Regions from separate parts of the Homo sapiens genome. Here region 2 is linked to region 1. A link is a loop called in an ENCODE intact Hi-C map of the cell type or tissue named here. Cell type or tissue: Caco-2. All regions are shown on one strand. Links, peaks and the distances in the headings refer to the core of each region. The heading gives the core; the rest is flanking DNA.

What was found. A loop is a pair of places that touch in the nucleus more often than their neighbours do. Peaks named below come from ENCODE experiments on the same cell type or tissue, not always from the same donor. Only the 100,000 strongest peaks of a DNase experiment are listed, where the experiment ranks them.
Region 2: it touches region 1 in a loop (5-fold over the local background); 2 of 110 quality-filtered maps call a loop at or near these places.

The regions. Positions count from the first base shown.
Region 1 is chrX:49,167,777-49,177,924 of GRCh38, reverse strand. It overlaps MAGIX (MAGI family member, X-linked), which reads right to left. Exons shown (of 6, transcript NM_024859.4): 6 at 9,151-10,148. It overlaps PLP2 (proteolipid protein 2), which reads right to left and starts at 6,027. Exons shown (of 5, transcript NM_002668.3): 1 at 5,829-6,027; 2 at 4,644-4,796; 3 at 4,442-4,537; 4 at 3,500-3,590; 5 at 2,690-3,253. The coding sequence starts at 5,924. The coding sequence ends at 3,231. It overlaps PRICKLE3 (prickle planar cell polarity protein 3), which reads left to right. Exons shown (of 9, transcript NM_006150.5): 8 at 723-1,022; 9 at 1,660-3,123. The coding sequence ends at 2,252. RefSeq lists enhancers at 111-405, 924-1,425, a cis regulatory region at 9-509 and silencers at 5,331-5,530, 6,051-6,150. In Caco-2, for the core only: no CTCF peak of the experiment used is centred there; DNase peaks (open chromatin) are centred at 5,244 and 6,011; H3K4me3 peaks cover 1,587 bases.
Region 2 is chrX:49,226,351-49,235,193 of GRCh38, reverse strand. It overlaps CACNA1F (calcium voltage-gated channel subunit alpha1 F), which reads left to right and starts at 1,854. Exons shown (of 48, transcript NM_001256789.3): 1 at 1,854-1,909; 2 at 3,267-3,516; 3 at 3,887-3,992; 4 at 4,205-4,344; 5 at 4,585-4,727; 6 at 4,822-4,974; 7 at 6,747-6,943; 8 at 7,055-7,158; 9 at 8,067-8,224; 10 at 8,492-8,584; 11 at 8,692-8,785. The coding sequence starts at 1,885. It also overlaps the pseudogene HSPB1P2. RefSeq lists enhancers at 4,310-4,359, 4,004-4,662 and a silencer at 4,620-4,689. In Caco-2, for the core only: a CTCF peak has its summit at 4,537; a DNase peak (open chromatin) is centred at 4,103; H3K4me3 peaks cover 1,221 bases.

The DNA.
Region 1 (10,148 bases), core at 1,301-9,300:
GACTCCTCCTGTCCTCCAGGCCCCATCCTCCATTGTGCCCTGTACTTTGTCCAGCCCCAACACTATAGACCTGTACGCTTGGTTGCAAGTCCCACTCCCAATGTCCCCACTATGCCATGCTTTCTAAACCCCACCTAACACAATGCTAGGCCACCACCACATGTCTACACCCACCTCCAGAGGGTGCTCTAATTCCAGCCCCAGGGCTCGCCCTACTCCTAGCCTCTACCACCCCAAGCTGTGCCCCGTTCTCCTCCACTCTCCTGTATCAGCCTAAGTCAGGCCTAGCTTCTAGCTACACCCTATCCTCTGAGAACCACTCCTTTCTCAACAGGGCCACTCCCCACCTGCTAAGCCCTGCCCCCACCAGCCAGGCCTCCTCTTCAGGCCCAGCTTTCCATTCTCCTTCCACTTGGAGCCACCCCCTAATGTCTAAGCCTGGCCCGAATCTTAGAGTCCAATGCCCACCCCGCTCTGGGAGAGAGCACCCTGGGAAAGAAAGGGAGGAGTGAGAGAGAGGTTCACCAGCCAGTCTCCAGGAGAGAACCAAAACCTGTTTCCTGCTTTCTCCAAAAGGGCCCCATTCTGGAGGAGGGAGGAAGGCACCCAGGGGTGCCCTGCCTCGGATTCCCCACCTCTTCTTGAGAAGGGACTCGTTCACGAGGGGTGGGGTTACGCCTGGGGGTTCTGCCTCAGTTTTTCCCCCTCGTCGTTCCCCACAGGCCTGGACCAAGGCCAGATGGCTTACGAGGGCCAGCACTGGCATGCCTCAGACCGCTGCTTCTGCTGTAGTCGCTGTGGGCGGGCCCTGCTGGGCCGCCCATTCCTGCCACGCCGAGGCCTAATCTTCTGCTCTCGAGCCTGCAGCCTTGGGTCCGAGCCCACAGCTCCAGGGCCGAGCCGCCGCAGCTGGAGTGCCGGCCCTGTCACAGCCCCACTTGCAGCCTCCACAGCCTCTTTCTCTGCTGTGAAGGGGGCATCAGAGACCACCACCAAAGGCACCAGCACAGAGTTAGCGCCAGGTGAGCTAACCCTCTAGCCACACCCAGCCACAGCCCAGTCACCCCTATGTCCTTGCCCCTGCCTCAGCCCTGGCCCTTCCTTCTTGACTAGCCCAGGCCCTTCACCTGCTGTATCCCTGGGCCCCGCCCATTTCTCAGCTCATCCTCCTTCCCCACACCAGTCCAGGCCTGGTTTCCATCCCAAACTACACCCGCCTCATGAACCCTGGTTCCACCCTGTCAATACAGGGCTGGTCCCCTACCTCAACTTGTCTCTGCTTGACCCCAAGTTCCTCTTCCTCTTCTCCAGCCGGTCACCCTTCATCCTCTGCAGTCAGGCCCCACCCCTTTTATTGCAAACCAAATCTACTCCAGCCTATGCCACACCTCTTCCATCCGAAGCCACCCCGGGTGCCCTGGCCACGCCCCCCACACCAGTCCCATCTTGCTCCGTGTTCTTCCTTCCAACCCTCTCAACACCCAGAGCCTGCTCCAGGCCTCACACTTCCCAGACTTCCCACCTCCCTGCCATTCTCCGACCCCTGCCCCCACTTTCCCAGTCTTAGTGGAGGAAAGAAGGCCCTTCCGCAGGCCTCCTCTTAGGAGGGGGCCAGTGGGAGGGCAGATACAAGGAGTCACTCTGTCTCCCCCTTAACAGCTACAGGCCCTGAGGAGCCCTCCCGCTTTCTGAGAGGGGCTCCCCACCGCCACTCCATGCCGGAACTGGGGCTCCGCAGTGTCCCCGAGCCGCCCCCAGAGTCCCCCGGCCAGCCTAACCTGCGCCCAGATGATAGTGCCTTCGGTCGTCAGAGCACCCCACGCGTCAGCTTCCGCGACCCTCTGGTGTCTGAAGGAGGCCCGCGCCGGACCCTGAGTGCACCCCCGGCCCAGCGCCGCAGGCCACGCAGTCCCCCACCCAGGGCCCCCAGCCGTCGCCGCCACCATCATCATAATCACCATCACCATCACAACCGCCACCCAAGCAGACGTCGCCACTATCAATGTGACGCGGGATCAGGGTCAGACTCGGAATCTTGCTCCAGCTCGCCCTCCAGTTCCAGTTCCGAATCATCAGAGGATGATGGCTTCTTCCTAGGAGAGCGCATCCCTCTGCCCCCGCATTTGTGCAGGCCCATGCCTGCTCAGGACACTGCAATGGAGACCTTCAACTCCCCATCTTTATCGCTCCCCAGGGACTCTCGCGCAGGGATGCCTCGTCAGGCCCGAGACAAGAACTGCATCGTGGCTTGAAGGCAGGCCGTCCTGGAGGGGGCTCCATTCTCCAGTCAGAGTAGATGATGAGGCCCATGCCCCTCACCCCCACGCCCCGCCCCTACAACCTAAGTCATAAATCCTCTTCCTCCCTCCTTTATCAGTTTGTTTCTATTTTTGTTTCTGTTTTAGAGACTTGGTCTACCCTATTGCCCAGGCTGGAGTGCAGTGGTGTGATCAGGGCTCACTGCAGCCTCAAAAGTTTTGGGCTCAAGCTATCCTCCCACCTCAGCCTCCCAAGTAGCTGGGACTCCAGGCTCGTGTCAGCGTTCCCAGCTAATTTTTTAATTTTTTGGTAGAGATGGGGTTTTGCCATGTTGCCCAGGCTGGTCTAGAACTCCTGGGCTCAAGCAATCCTCCCGCAGCCTCCCAAAGGACTGGGATTACAGGCATGAGCCACCGCACCGGGCCTCTCGTTTGTATTATTGAAGTAATTTAATATTTGTTGTAAAACAGGCCTGGCTTCTTTGCCTCCTTGCCCCAGCTGTTTCCACTCCATTTCCCCCTCCTGATGCTTGAAATTTACCCACATTTGATGAAAGGATTACTTTATTCATTATCGTATATTTTAACAATGTTTATTATTCATTTATCCCTCTATAGAACCACCACCCACACCGAGGAGATTATTTGGAGTGGGTCCCAACCTAGGGCCTGGACTCTGAAATCTAACTCCCCACTTCCCTCATTTTGTGACTTAGGTGGGGGCATGGTTCAGTCAGAACTGGTGTCTCCTATTGGATCGTGCAGAAGGAGGACCTAGGCACACACATATGGTGGCCACACCCAGGAGGGTTGATTGGCAGGCTGGAAGACAAAAGTCTCCCAATAAAGGCACTTTTACCTCAAAGAGGGGGTGGGAGTTGGTCTGCTGGGAATGTTGTTGTTGGGGTGGGGAGGAGTTATTTCAATGGAGGAGTTATTTGCAGATTGCAGAGAGAAATGAGGGAAGTTCGCCTACACCGGGCCATCTGCGGGGTCTGCAGGTGAGGAAAAGAGAGAAAGCATTGGCTGAATCTATATGCCCATTTTTTAAAACAAGATCCAAAGTCCATGAACATTTTACACACAAGAATACCGAAGCTTATGGTACCTATTGGTACAAAAGCCCTAAGTACCAATACGAGACCAGAGTTGGCATTCGTGCCTTTAAGAGATCCCTTTCCTTTTTCCCTCTGCCCTCTCAGCAACCCCCTTACCCCCAACCAACACACACACACACTTACCAGTGGGGGCTGCTGTATGTCTTGGCTGCCGAACGGGGAAGGTGACATAGGCATCATAGCCAAAGAGGCACGTAGCGATTAGGCCCAGTACCTGGGGGACAGGATAGGAGTGAGGGGGTTTAGATTAGCTGGTCAGGTTACTCAGTCTCTTATCTTCTTGTATCCACCACCTCCAGCACCTGCCCCACGCAGGATGGGACTCAAGCACCGGGTTGGTAAGCCAGGGAAAGGCCAAGAGAGTGCATCCTACCCCACTCTCCCTCCTCCTATACCTCTCAACACAGGGAGGCCACACTGTGGCCCTACCCGTAGGGGGCACAATTCAAGTCATACTTTTTTTTTTTTTGAGACACAGTATCACTCTGTCACCCATCTGTCACTGGGGCTGGAGTGAGTGGCATGATCTTGGCTCACTGCAACCTTTGTCTTCTGGGTTCAAGTGATTCTCCTGCCTCAGCCTCCTGAGTAGCTGGGACTATAGGCGCCCACCACCATGCCCGGCTGATTTTTGTATTTTTAGTGGAGATGGGGTTTCGCCATGTTGGCCAGGCTGGTCTTGAACTCCTGACCTCAAGTGATCTGCCTGCCTCGGCCTCAGCCTCCCAAAGTGCTGGGAATACAGGCATGAGCCACTGCGCCCGGCCCCAATTTCTACTACATTTGGGACAAAGTTCTTGCAGATGGTAGTCTAGTGCATTGACAAAGGGGCCGCCTGTTTGTACCTCTCACCAAGGTCCTTGTGTCTGACAAGGGACTTCCCTTCACAGCAAATGAAGACCTTGGGAGGCAAAACCAAGTCCTGGGCCAGACTTTCCTCCATGTCTGAGGACAAGTGTGACTTGCTGTGGGTCACACGATTTCTGCCAGAAGCAAAGGCAGAAATGGTCCCTGGCTCCTCAAACCCTTCGCTCTGTGCTTCAGAGCTGCTCCCATGGCCTTTACCCCTGCGACGATTTTGGAGTGGTTTCCTCTCTCAACAAGGACAACAATGGAGGTGATCAGGTAGAGGATTGCCGCTATGAGGGTTCGGAAGAAATCCTGTGAGGTGTAGGGAGGAGAAGAGGGAAGTCAGCAACCACAGTTCCCCGACAATCCTAACTGCCCAGACCCCTCCCTGGTCTTGCCATTGTGGACCCCTTCTCACACTCCAGGGCCAGTTGATGAATGGTATCTTGGTGTGCAGGTCACACATGTAGACAACAAAGAAAATAGCAGCAAGGATCATCTCAATCACCGACAGGGAGGAGTAGCCTGGTGTGGAGGCACTGAAGCAGATCAGGATCACCAGGCATAATATCTGGAAGGGTGACATGGGAAAGGGGACCTCAATCAGCAACCAGGGCTGAGAAGATTGGTTTAAATTGGGGGTCCCATACTAAGATGCCTACGAGGGCTGGGGAAATGACATACAATAATAGCTAAACACTTTTTATGTGCTCACTGTGTTCCAAATTCAATCATCACGACAATCTAATGCTCTGGGTACTATTATTACTCTTTCTAATTTATAGACGAGAAAACTGAGGCACAGAGAGGTTTAATGGCTTGGCCAGGGTCACCCAACAAGTAAGGAGTAGAGTTGGGTGCCTCAGTTTCCTCTTTTCCCTTCTAGGTTACGGGCAGCCTGAGGGGAGTGGCGCTGCCAGGTGTTTTGTGAGCCCCGCTGACGCCAGCTTTGTGGCCTTGACCGGGGCGGAACACGCGGTTCCCCCAGCAACCCCTTTGGGAAGCGGTGAGAGTGACACCAGAGAGGCAGGACTCCGTTAAAGGCGCCGCACCCCTTTTACAAGTGACTCAAAGGCGGCGCCCACTTTGAGAAGGGTGGAAACCCCGAAAAGCTAAGGACATCCCGCCCGGCCTCTGAAGGGCGAGGAAGAACTGGCGAAGGGCGGGGCGCTCTACACCGCGGGACTAGCGCGGGGCGGGGGGGCCCCACCCCAACAGGCCCTGCCCCTGGGCGCGCTGCCAGCCCGCCCTCCTGTGCCCAGGCCGCGCCACGCCCTGCCACAGGAGGCCCCCACTTCCCAGCACCCTGGGACCCCTTCGATGCGTCCACTGATGAGTTCACGCAGGCTGTCCCCACGTAGCCCTCCGTATGCGTTATAGGCTCCTTGCTTCACCCCGGGGACCACCAGATCTCAACAACCTTCGTCAAACCCCACCGACTCGCCCTGCGCCCCGGGTTTCGGGCCTCCACCGTGAACCCACCCACCTGCACCCCACTGCCGAGCGCCCCGGCCAAGTGCCTGCCTCACCCGGACCATCCAGTTCCGCATGGTCCAGCCACCCCATCCCGCTTTTGCCCACGCGCCTGCCCCAGAACGCTCACAATCTCAGCAAACAGGAGGATTCCCTTTCGAGTGCGCGAGAAGTTGGTGCAGGCGGCCCAGCAGCCAGGAGCCGAGAGGCGCTCAGAATCCGCCATGGCATGGGCTGGAGTCCCTGGTGCCTCGGAGGATCTGCTCACTTGCTCGTGGTTTCGAGGACGCTGTACACCCAGCTGTCTTGCCCGCCGTCTGGCCGGGAAGGGGGCCCCGGGGCGAAGGAGGGAGTGAATCACCGCGCAGAGCTGACGCGGGCGGGGCCGGAGCCGGGCCAGGTGGCTGCCGCCCCGGAAGCCCCCTCGCCCCGCCCCCCAAGGATACTCCCAGCCTGGCGCACAGCCCCCGGGGCGCCCCATCGCAGGGGTGCTTGGCAGCTCCAGGTACCAGGAGCAGTAATAGCGGGACCCTTCGCCTTTTTGGAATGCAAATGCACCCGAGACAGCTTCAGCTTAGAACCGCGGGAATCTGGCTTTGGGATGGAGTGACTCAGTTTCCTTAACTGAATAAAACGGCCGAGGCAGAGTTAAATCCGAAAGACTTGGGGCCCAGTATGTTGCCAGAATTCGGAATATTTTTGATTTCAGAAAGTTTTCCCATGCATATACTCTCAGCGGGGTTTGGAGCTGCCGCGTTACAAAAAAAAAAAAAAAGGGCCAGGCGCGGTGGCTCACGCCTGTAATCCCAACACTGGGAGGCCGAGGCGGGTGGATCACCTGAGGTCGGGAGTTCGAGACCAGCCTGACCAACATGGAGAAACACCGTCTCTACTAAAAATACAAAAATTAGCTGGGCACGGTGACGCATGCCTGTAATCCCAGCTACTCGGAAGGCTGAGGCAGGAGAATCGCTTGAACCCGGGAGGCAGAGGTTGCGGTGAGCCAAGATCATGCCATTGCACTCCAGTCTGGGCAACAAGAGCGAAACTACGTCTCAAAAACAACAACAACAACAAAAACGGTATTTCTTCAAGAAAAGGTATGAACGTTCACAATAACTGGGTAAGGATTGAAAAGTGTTCCTCGGCTGGGCGCAGTGGCTCATGCCAGTAATCCCAACACTCTGGGAGCCTCAGGTGGGAGGATCGCTTGAGCCCAAGAGTTGGAGATCAACCTCGGCAACACAGTGAGACCTCATCTCTACAAATAATTTTAAAAATTAGCCCAGGCGGCCGGACGCGGTGGCTCAAGCCTATAATCCCAGCAGTTTGGGAGGCCGAGGTGGGCAGATCACGAGGTCAGGAGTTCGAGACCAGCCTGTCCAACATGGTGAAACCCCGTCTCTACTAAAAATACACAAAAAATGAACCGGGTGTGGTGGCGCTCGCCTATAATCCCAGCTAGTCAGGAGGCTGAGGCAGGAGAATCGCTTGAACCTGGGAGGTGGAGGTTGTAGTGAGCCAAGATTGCGCCACTGCACTCCAGCCTGGGCGACAGAGCAAGACTCCGTCTCAAAAAAAAAAAAAAAAAAGAAAAAAGAAAAAAATTAGCCCAGGCATGGTGGCACGTGCCTGTAATCCCAACTACTCGGGAGGCTGAGGTGGGAGGATTGCTTGAGCCTGGGAGTTCAAGGCTGCAGTGAACCATGATCAGACCACTGCACTCCTGCCTGGGCAACAGAGCAAGACCCTGTCTCCAAAAAAGGAAAAACAAAAAGAAAGGAAGAAAGAAAATTGTTCCTCGTTAGATCAGGTCAGGTTTTGTAACCAAATAGTGCCTATCTTGTGGGAAAACCATCAGTTTCCAGAGCTTTTTGTTTTTGGATAATGGATTGTGGACAGTGGAATAAACCTCTGAGCAGTGATGAGAATAAGACCCTGCCAGTGTAAAGGCTGTGTGAGAATAGGGGTTGGTGAGCATTGAGTTGCTCAGAAATAGGGCAAGCATTGTTTCAAGTGTTAGAGCCCAAGGCCAGGAGCAGTGGCTCATGCCTGTAATCCTAGCACTTTGGGAGGCCGAGGTAGGAGAATCACTTCAGCTCAAGAGTTCGAGACCAGCCTGGGCAACGTAGTGAGAGCTTGTCTCTATTTTAAAAAAACATATTTTGTAGTAGTGTTAGAGCCCAGAGAGCCCAAGGTCTGATTCTGTGTTCTGCAATCCCAAGGAAGTCCTGGCCCTAAATGTTGGGCCTCAGTTTCCTGGTTCTGAAGAGAGGGGCCAGTCAGCACAATCGTACATGAGGAATAGGAAAGTTTATTTCTGGGGGATTGGCAAGATGAATGGATGGCTCCTGGGGTGCAAGGCTGGGTGACATTTGTAGACACTTTGTTTGTATTTATTTATTTTTTAGTAGAGACAAGGTCTCGTTATGTTGCTCAGGCTGGTCTTGAACTCCTGACCTCAAGCAATTCTCCCGCCTTGGCCTCCCAAAGTGCTGAGATTACAGGCGTGAGCCACTGCGCCTGGCTAAGTGTGTTATTTTGAGCAAGTAATTTCCCCCAGCTCAGCCTTAATTTCTGCATCTAAGACATGCATCTCGTCTCCTGGAATCAGGATCCCAGAGGTACCCTGAGGGACACACTCTCCAGACTAGAAGTTGTTTTTATTCTCATCTCATTTGAAGTGGGGGAGAATCATAACTGGATGGCCAGGAGGATTCAACCCAAGGGCCTGCCTGCTCTCTCTGCCAACACAGGGCCCCTCAAAACTAAGGAAAGAGCTCCCCTCTTTCAGCCCCGGTTGCCGGAAGAGTGAGTGAATAGTGGAAGGGATGAAACATACTTTTCCTAGTGATGAGTATGTGCTTTCCAACTCTGTGAGGACACGTCTGAATTTCTGAAACAAGATGAACCTGGTTCCACTTCAACACCTTTGCACTTGCTATTCCCCCTGCTGTCAATGCCCTTCACTCAGTGCTTCATATACCTGGCTTCTGGTCATTCAGGTTGCAGCTCAAGAGTTATGTCTTCAAAGAGGCCAGAAGCTCACCATCATCTCCCACAATGTAACCTCCTTTTGCTAGCTTCATAGCTTCATGACTCTCACTTCTCTCTGAAATTGTCTTTTTTTTTTTTTTTTTTTTTTGAGAAGGAGTTTTGCTCTTGTTGCCCAGGCTGGAGTACAATGGCACAATCTTGGCTCACCGCAACCTCCACCTCCCGGGTTCAAGCGATTCTTCTGTCTCAGCCTCCTGAGTAGCTGAGATTACAGGCATGTGCCACCACACCAGGCTAATTTTGTATTTTTAGTAGAGATGGGGTTTCTCCATATTGGTCAGACTGGTCTCGAACTCCTGACCTCAGGTGATCCGCCTGCCTTGGCCTCCCAAAGTGTTGGGATTACAGATGTAAGCCACGAGCCTGGCCTTTTTTTTTTTTTTTTTTTTTTTTTTGAGATAAGGTCTCACTGTCACTCCAGCTAGAGTGGAATGGTGCAATCATGGCTCACTGCAGCCTTGACCTCCCAGGCTCAAGTGATCCTCCCACCTCAGTGTCCCAAGTAGTTGGGACTACAGGCATGAGCCACCACTCCCAGCTAATTTTTAAACTTTTTGTAGAGACAAGGTCTATGTTGCCCAGGCTGGTATCAAACTTGTAGGCTCAAACAATCCACCCGCCTCCGCCTCCCAAAGTACTGGGATTACAGGCACAAACCACCATGTCTGGCCTGAAGTTTTTTTTTTTTTTTTTTTTTTTTTTGAGACTGATTCTCGCTCTGTCACCCAGGCTGGAGTGCAGTGGTGCGATCTTGGCTCGCTGCAACCTCCACCTCCTGGGTTCAAGCAATTCTCTGCCTCAGCCTCCCGAGTAGCTGTGATTACAGGCACCTGCTACCACACCTGGCTAATTTTTGTATTTTCAGTAGAGACGGGGTTTCACCATCTTGGCCAGGCTGCTCTTGAACTCTTGACCTCGTGATCCACCAGCCTCGGCCTCCCAAAGTGCTGGGATTACAGGCGTGAGCCACCACGCCTGGCCTGGTTTTTTATTTATTCATTTTCTCGTCTTTTTTGTCTGACATCTGTCTACTCTCATTACATACATCAGCTACACAAAGAAATTTTATGTCTTGTTCCTCCAGCATCTCCACAGTACCTAGCACAGTGCAACATATACAGTTGGGGTTCAATTAATACTTGTCAATGCAGGTGAAATTGAGAGGACAGACTTGGGAATCAGGCCTTGATTAAATCGTGCTTTGACCCTCCTCTCTGTAGCTATCTGCACTCCCTGGGCCTCACTTTCCTCCTCTGCGAAATGGACATATTCGGATAGTTGAGTAGATGTGCAACTATTGTAGATGAAAATAAATATTGCAATAAAGCCAGTAGCAGGGATAAAACTAAGTACATGGTGGCTGGGGTTACTATTATTAGTCTCCTGGGTGTGA
Region 2 (8,843 bases), core at 593-8,592, 58 kb before region 1:
TGACAGTACCTGCTTTTTAGGATTAAAACAGAATTAATTTATATAAAGCACGTTGTACTATGTGCCTGACACATAAGATAAGAAAGCACTATGTAAGTTATAGTTACTAGTGTCCATGCATTCAATAAATGCTTTAATATGATACACATTTGTACACTCCAAAGAATAATTACACAGCAAATATCTATGTAACCGGCTGGGTGCAGTGGCTCACGCCTGTAATCCCAGCACTTTGGGAGGCCGAGTCGGGTGGATCACCTGAGGTCAGGAGTTCGAGACCAGCCTGGCCAACATGGTGAAACCCCCTCTCTACTAAAATGAGAAAAATTAGCCAGGCATGGTGGCACATGCCTGTAGTCCCAGCTACTCGGGAGGCTTAGGCAGGAGAATCACTTGAACTGGGGAAGCGAAGGTGGCAGTGAGCTGAGATTGCGCCATTACACTCCAGCCTGGGCAACAGAGCGAGACTCCGTCTCTAAATAAATAAATAAAGCAAAAGAAATCTATGTAACCATTTCTTGAACAGCCGACGCGCACCTGCAATCCCAGCAGTTTTGGAGGCCAAGGCGGGAGGATCGCTTGAGGTCAGGAGTTTGAGACCGGCATGGGCAATACAGCAATACACCATCTCTTAAAAAAAAAAAAAAAATTGACACTTGTCCAAGCAGACGTCCCCAGCAGAGCCAGCCAGCATGACCGAGCGCCGCGTCCCCTTCTCGCTCCTGCGGGACCCCAGCTGGGACCCCTTCCGCGACTGGTACCCGCACAGTCGCCTCTTTGACCAGGCCTTCGGGCTGGTCGCAGTGGTTGGGCACCAGCTGCTGGCCCCGCTACGTGCGTCCCCTGCCCCCGCCGCGGTCGAGAGCCCCGCGGTGGCCGCGCCCGCCTACAGCTACGCGCTCAGCCGGCAGCTCAGCGGCGGGGTCTCGGAGAATCGGCCCACAGCGGACCGCTGGCGCGTATCCCTGGACATCAACTACTTCGCCTCCGACGAGCTGACGGTCAAGACCAAGGATGGCATGGTGGAGATCACCAGCAAGCACGAGGAGCGGCAGGACGAGCATGGCTACATCTCCCGATGCTTCACCCGGAAATACACGCTGCCCCCCGGTGTGGACCCCACCAAGGTCTCCTCCTCCCTGTCCCCTGAGGGCACACTGACCGTGGAGGCCCCCATGCCCAAGCTAGCCACGCAGTCCAACGAGATCACCTTGGAGTCACGGGCCCAGCTTGGGGGCCTAGGAGCTGCGAAATCCGACCAGTCTGCAGCCAAGTAAAAGCCTTAGCCCGGATGCCCACCCCGGCCGCCGCCACTAGCCGTGCCCCCGCACCCACCTGTGTGTTCTTTTGATAGGTTTATCTTCTGTTGTTCTCAAATAAAGTTCGAAGCAACCCAAAATTTAAAAAAAAAATAGTTGGGCATGGTAGTGCACACCTGCAGTCCCAGCTACAGAGGCTGAGGTCAGAGGATCACTTGAGCACAGGAATTCAACGCTACTGTGAGCTATGATCACGCCACTGCACTCCAGCCTGGGTGACAGAGCAAGACCCTGTCTCTAAAAATAATAATAATTGATAATATTTGATCTTTTTTCCATAGAGATATTGCACATATATTAGGTTTTTCCTACATACTTCGAATTCCATATACTACTGGAAAATGACATCGTTTTTCTTATTTTAGTTTGACTGTTTGCTGCAGGTATATATTTGGTAAATATTTCATCTGTTGCCAGGCTCTGGCCCACAAACGTCCCATTTGCACCCCCACCGCCACCCTCCCATACAACACTGTTATTGCCCCGCCCTGCGGCCTTAATCCCTCCAAAGCTGGGGGAAGAGAGGGGGGTTGTGTGCAGATGGCCCTTCAATCTCGAAAGAAAGATGTCGGAATCTGAAGGCGGGAAAGGTGAGAGAATCCTTCCATCCCTGCAGACCCTTGGAGCAAGGTAGAGCCCCTCTGACCCACCCATTGCCCACCCAGACCCCACCCCCAGAGAGCCTCTAGGGGACAAGAACCACATCACCCTGTTCCCCATCCCAGCCAGCCCCAAACAGCCTCTCTGCCACCAGAGCCCTAACGCTCAGCCTGACCCAGACACCACCCCCCATGGCCTCTCAGCCTCATCCACAGCCTTAGTTCCCAAAGGAAACCCAACCTCAATCCTGGCTCTGACCCCTATCCAAACGCCCACCTGAAACCTAACACAAACTCTACCAGCCAGAAGGCAAACCCCTGTTAGAGTCTAAACCCCACCCCAGATACAGACCTAAAGTGACCTAACCTCAACCTCAACCCCGGGATGTCAATACTGTTAGTGATTGCAGTCTCTGACTTTCCAGAAAGTGCACAGACCCTTTAAAAAAAAAAACAAAAACAAAAGAGAGAAAGAGAGAGAAGACATACTTGATGGTGGTAGTAAGCCATGAGGGCTCTAGAGTTAGACTGAGTGTGACTCCCCATTCAGCCACTTCAGCAAGTCACTTAACTTTTTCTTCTCAATTTTCTCATCTGCAAAATGGGAATAACTCTATGTGCCAGGCATTCTTTTGATTCTGAACTCATTTAATCCTCATAACACCGCTATATTTTAGGTACTGTTATTATCATCCTTATTATACAGATAAGGAAACTGAGGCTCAAAGAGATTACATAATTTGCCCAAGGCAACACATAGCTACCAAGTGGTAAAGTCAGGATTTAAACTCAGGCAGCTTGTTTCATCCAAAGCTGGGAATCTTAACCAGGCCAATCTACCGCCCTCTGAGGCTGAAACGAGACCATGGGAACTGGGAGTGGCCTTAGCTGAAAACCCCAATGCAAAATTCAAGTCCCACTCAAAACTCAACTTCGACCCTAACCTGTATCCTAATTCTAATTCCAATTCAAAATACCCAGTCCTAACCCTTAGACAAAACTCCACTCCTACCTATGTCTAAACCCATCCCCACCCTAACCCAAAACCCACCACTCAAATTTAACCTTAAATTCGCCCACCCCATGGCAATTTAAACTCTACCCCCAACTTAAACACCAAACCCTACTTCACTTGGAAATGTAATCTCACCTTCACTCCCCTATAAACTCTCACTCTAATCTTAATTCGAACACTCTTACTTCCCAGTCCTTAACCCAGCTACTCCCAGTTCTCCCTAATTTTCCATGCTCTTCTCTCCTTCCTTCAAACAGAGGGACAGGATCAGGTAGGAAGCAGCCACAATTGCCCCAATACCCTGTCCCTCCCTGACACAGTTTCTCCATATAGACACCACCCCAGAGCCCAGTCCAGCCAATGGGGCAGGCCCTGGTCCCGAATGGGGGCTGTGCCCCGGGCCCCCAGCTGTGGAAGGTGAAAGCAGTGGGGCATCAGGCCTAGGGACCCCTAAGCGAAGAAACCAGCACAGCAAGCACAAGACAGTGGCAGTGGCCAGTGCCCAGCGGTCACCTCGGGCACTCTTCTGCCTCACCCTGGCCAATCCTCTGCGACGGTCCTGCATCAGCATCGTGGAGTGGAAGCATCCTGGAAGGCAGGGGCAGGGCCCAGGGGTAAGGGTCATCAGGGTACCAGGAGTAAAGAATTGGGTCAGGGCTGGAACAGAGGAGGGCTGAGATCATCAAGGTCAAGAGTCAAGAACTGGGTTGGGGGGCAGGTTCAGAAAGGCAAAGGTCACCAGGGTTCAAGAGTCAAGGACTGAATCACAGCAAGAGTTGGGGATGGTTAAGGTTTCCAGGAGGGACAAAGTCAAGGCCTTGTCAGGGCAGGGGTCGAGAATGCCAGGACCTGTCACCTTGGGCGTCAAGGGTCAGCACTGGGTGGGAGGTTCCCAAGGGAGTAGGGGGGTTCCAATGCCACTCTGCCAGGGTCCTTGACTGTGTCCACCTGAGGCCCTTCGACATCCTCATCCTGCTGACCATCTTTGCCAACTGCGTGGCCCTGGGAGTTTACATCCCCTTCCCTGAGGACGACTCCAACACTGCCAACCACAACCTGGTAAGGCCCGCCCCGCCCCAGCCAGTTCCCAGCCAAATAGAGCCCCAGTAGAGCTCACTCCTTCCAGCCAGACCCCGCCCCCTCTCTGACCCGGATGGCCCTGCCTGGCTCAGCCCCACCCTCGGTCCTGACTATGCTCCCCACGCCCCCGTCAAACCTCGCCTTCAAATAACTCCTCGACTTCCCGACCCGCCCCCCGGTCCCACCCCCAGGAGCAGGTGGAGTACGTATTCCTGGTGATTTTCACTGTGGAGACGGTGCTCAAGATCGTGGCCTACGGGCTGGTGCTCCACCCCAGCGCCTACATCCGCAATGGCTGGAACCTACTCGACTTCATCATCGTCGTGGTCGGGTGCGCGTCTGCGGGAGGCACCCCACCCTAGTCGCCTTCCTACCGTCAGGCCCGCTGAATTCTGGGCTCAGGAAAGCGACTCTTTCAGACCGCCCCCATTCGGCAGCCAGAATCAGGAATATTATTAAAACCCATTTCTATTTCTAGTTACAGGGACTTGTGCTTTTCTGAGAAGGTTAGGGTGGAGGGGGGAATCCCAAGGCCTGACCTCCGCCTCCCTGCCCGGTGCTCCCCCATCAGGCTGTTCAGCGTTCTGCTGGAGCAGGGCCCCGGACGGCCAGGCGACGCCCCGCACACCGGGGGAAAGCCAGGAGGCTTCGATGTGAAGGCATTGAGGGCGTTTCGGGTGCTGCGGCCACTGAGGCTGGTGTCTGGGGTCCCGAGTGAGTGGCACATCCCCCGAGGTCGGAGGTGGAGGGTGGGGGTGGGGCTGAGCTGACCCCGCCCTTATTTCTGCCTCCCCCTCCCTCCCCGCAGGCCTGCACATAGTGCTCAATTCCATCATGAAGGCTCTGGTGCCGCTGCTGCACATTGCACTGCTCGTGCTCTTCGTCATCATCATTTATGCCATCATTGGGCTCGAGCTGTTCCTTGGACGAATGCACAAGACGTGCTACTTCCTGGGATCCGGTTAGTCTGCCCGCCCCTCCTAGGCAGAACATGCCCCCTCCTTCGGTTCCTAGATCCAATGCTGCACTCAGGGAAACCCACTGAAATGCACAAGATTCGGCCCCCAGGCTCAGGTTCCATCCCCAGATAACCAAGTCCCACCCATATATTCAAGACTCTGCCCTAAATCAGACTACAACCCCACCTCGCTAATAGCTCCGCCCCATCACGAGACTGTACCCACAGGCTAAGGTCCTGCCCCGCACTTAAGACTTAAGTGCAAGTGCCCCGCACTTAAGACAAGACTCTGCGCCTGTAATCCCAGCACTTTGGGAGGCCGAGGCGGGCGGATCACGAGGTCAGGAGATCGAGACCATCCTGGCTAACACGGTGAAACCCTGCCTCTACTAAAAAAATACAAAAAATTAGCTGGGCATGGTGGCGGGCGCCTGTAGTCCCAGCTACTCGGGAGGCTGAGGCAGGAGAATGGCGTGAACCTGAGGCTGAGGCAGGAGAATGGCGTGAACCCAGGAGGCGGAGCTTGCAGTGAGCCGAGATGCGCCACTGCACTCCAGCCTGGGCGACAGAGCGAGACTCCGTCTCAAAAACAAAACAAAACAAAACAAAAACTCTGCGCCTTGGCTTACACCTGTATTCCCGGCATTTGGGAGGCCGAGGCGGGAGGATCACTTACGCCCAGGAGTTTGCTACCAGCCTGTGCAAAATAGTGAGATCCAGTCTCCAAAAAATAATAACAAAAACAATTTTAAAAAACTTTATCCTCGGCTGGGCGCCGTGGTTCACGCCTGTAATCCCAGCACTTTGGGAGGCCGAGGCAGATGGATCACTTGAGGTCAGGAGTTCGAGACCAGCCTGGCCAACATAGTGAAACCCCATCTCTACTAAAAATACAAAGTTGAGCCGGGCGTGGTGGTGCATGTCTGTAATCCCAGCTACTCGGGAGGCTGCGGCATGAGAATCACTTGAGCCTGGGAGATGGAGGTTGCAGTGAGCTGAGATCGGATCGCACCACTCACTGCGCTCCAGCCTGGGCGACAGAGTGAGACTCGGTCTCAAAAACAAAACAAAAACAAACCAAAAAAAAGCTTTATTCTCCACGACTGTTCTCATACACTCAGACCATTTACCCAGACTCCCGCCCATGCCTTGCCCCTCCCCTATTTTCAAGAGACGCGTCCAAATTCACAAGACTCCGCCCCCAGGCTCTTGCCTCATTGTTATTTACAAGACTCCACGCCAGGATTTAAATCCCGGTTGGTGGGATCCCTAGCTTCCCAGTGGTTCAGAATACGGAGCTCGCAGGGTTCTGCCCTAGAAGTGGAGCTAAGTGTTGCCTTAGAAAAATCTAGGACTGGCCGGGCACGGTGGCTCACGCCTGTAATCCCAGCACTTTGGGAGGCCGAGGCGGGCGGATCACAAGGTCAGGAGTTCGAGACCAACCTGACCAATATGGTGAAACCCCCGTCTCTACTAAAAATACAAAAAAAATTAGCCGGGCGTTGTGGCACACGCCGGTAATCCCAGCTACTCAGGAGGCTGAGGCAGGAGAATTGCTTGAACCCGGGAGGCGGAAGTTGTGGTGAGCCGAGATCGTGCCACTGCACTCCAGCCTGGGCGACAGAGGGAGACCCCGTCTCAAAAAAAGAAAGAAAGAAAGAGAGAAAGAGAAAAATCTAGGACCCAAGTCGAGCTTCCTAAGTGGGCGGGGCTTCAGGGTGGCAGCGACTGAGAGTGGGCCTGCTTCGAAGCCCCAAGCTCCAGTCTTCCTGCAGACATGGAAGCGGAGGAGGACCCATCGCCCTGTGCGTCTTCGGGATCAGGGCGTGCGTGCACGCTGAACCAGACTGAGTGCCGCGGGCGCTGGCCAGGGCCCAATGGAGGCATCACCAACTTTGACAACTTCTTCTTCGCCATGCTGACAGTCTTCCAGTGTGTCACCATGGAAGGCTGGACCGATGTGCTCTACTGGGTGAGGTGGACTGTGGGCACAGAGCTCAAAGGCTGCACCTGCCTTTCCTCCCTGACACTCACGCAGGAGTGTCTGCCTACCCTGAGGGATGCATGCCTTTTCTCTCCCCAGATGCAAGATGCCATGGGGTATGAACTGCCCTGGGTGTACTTTGTGAGCCTTGTCATCTTTGGGTCCTTCTTCGTCCTCAACCTTGTGCTTGGCGTCCTGAGTGGGTGAGAGACCTAGACACTCCCTGCTTCCCACCCCTCAGCCACTGCCCACTTCTTTGTGCCTGGCAAACTCCTAGACATCCTTCAAAACCCATCTGAAATACTCCTTCATTCAATCATGAGCATCTATTGTATGTGAGGCACCATTTTAGGAGTGGAACAAAAGACAAAAATCTCTGCCTTCCTGGTTTTACATTCTGATGGGGAGAGACAGAAAGTAGCAACATATGCAATAAAATAAGTGTGTGCATTTATATATTGGCACACACATATATATAGTGTTTTATATGGAATATGTACTGTGGAAAGAAAGGAAAGATAAAAGATAAGAATGGAGAGATCTTGTGATTATAAATAGGGATGTCAGGAAAGGCTGTCTTGACAAGGTGTTATTTGAGTAAAAATGTGAAAGAGGCCAGGTGCAGTGGCTCATGCCTGTAATCCCAGCACTATGGGAGGCCAAGGCAGGAGGATGGCTTGAGGTCAGGAGTTCGAGACCAGCCTGGGCAACATAGTGAGACTTCATCTTTACAAAAAATGAACAAAAATAGCTGGGCATGGTGGCGCACACCTGTAGTCCTAGCTACTCAGGAAGCTGAGGTGGAAGGATCGCTTGAGCCCAGGAGGTCGAGGCTGCGGTGAGCTATGATCACACCACTGCACTCCACCCTGAGTGATAGAGTGAGACCCTGTATCTGGGGAAAAGAAAAAAAAAGAGATGAGGTGGGTGCACCATGTGGTTATCTGAGGGAAAAGCATTCCAAGCAAAGAGAATGGTCAGTGCAAAGGCCCTGAGGCTAGAATGTGCTTGGCATATTCAAAGAGTAGCTAGGAGGCTAGTGTGGCTGGAGTGATGAAAGCAAGGTGTTCAGATTGGCTCCTCCCCCTAGCCCTCTATCCTCCTCCCTCAGGGAGTTCTCCAAGGAGAGAGAGAAAGCGAAAGCTCGCGGGGACTTCCAGAAGCAGCGGGAGAAGCAGCAGATGGAGGAAGACCTGCGGGGCTACCTGGACTGGATCACTCAAGCCGAAGAGCTGGACATGGAGGACCCCTCCGCCGATGACAACCTTGGTTCTATGGCTGAAGAGGGCCGGGCGGGCCATCGTAGGCAACTCCAATCTGGCCCATTCCCTGCATGCCTTAGATGTGGTCTGCCCTCCTGAGACCCACCCAGGCCTGATCTGCAACAACTCTAGCCCCAGCCCCCAAGTTATGGCTCAAAATGCAGAATCAAGACCAGCCTCAGCTATAAAGACTCCAAATGACACCCCTACCCTAGACATGGCCCTAACCCTGCCCCCAGTATGTCCTCCCTAATTGTCCTTTCTCTCCCTGCAGGGCCACAGCTGGCCGAGCTGACCAATAGGAGGCGTGGACGTCTGCGCTGGTTCAGTCATTCTACTCGCTCCACACACTCCACCAGCAGCCATGGTGGGGGTCCAGCCAGGCTGGGGTGGGGGTGGGTAGGCAGAGGTGAAAGCCAAAGATTGGACCTCGGGGTCTTCAGGTCCTGACCACTATCCCCACCTTGCCTACAGCCAGCCTCCCAGCCAGTGACACCGGTTCCATGACAGAGACCCAAGGCGATGAGGATGAGGAGGAGGGGGCTCTGGCCAGCTGTACACGCTGCCTGTGAGGGCCCCCAGCCCCTGACCCAGCCCAGAAGCCAGTCCAAACCCTGACTCAAGTC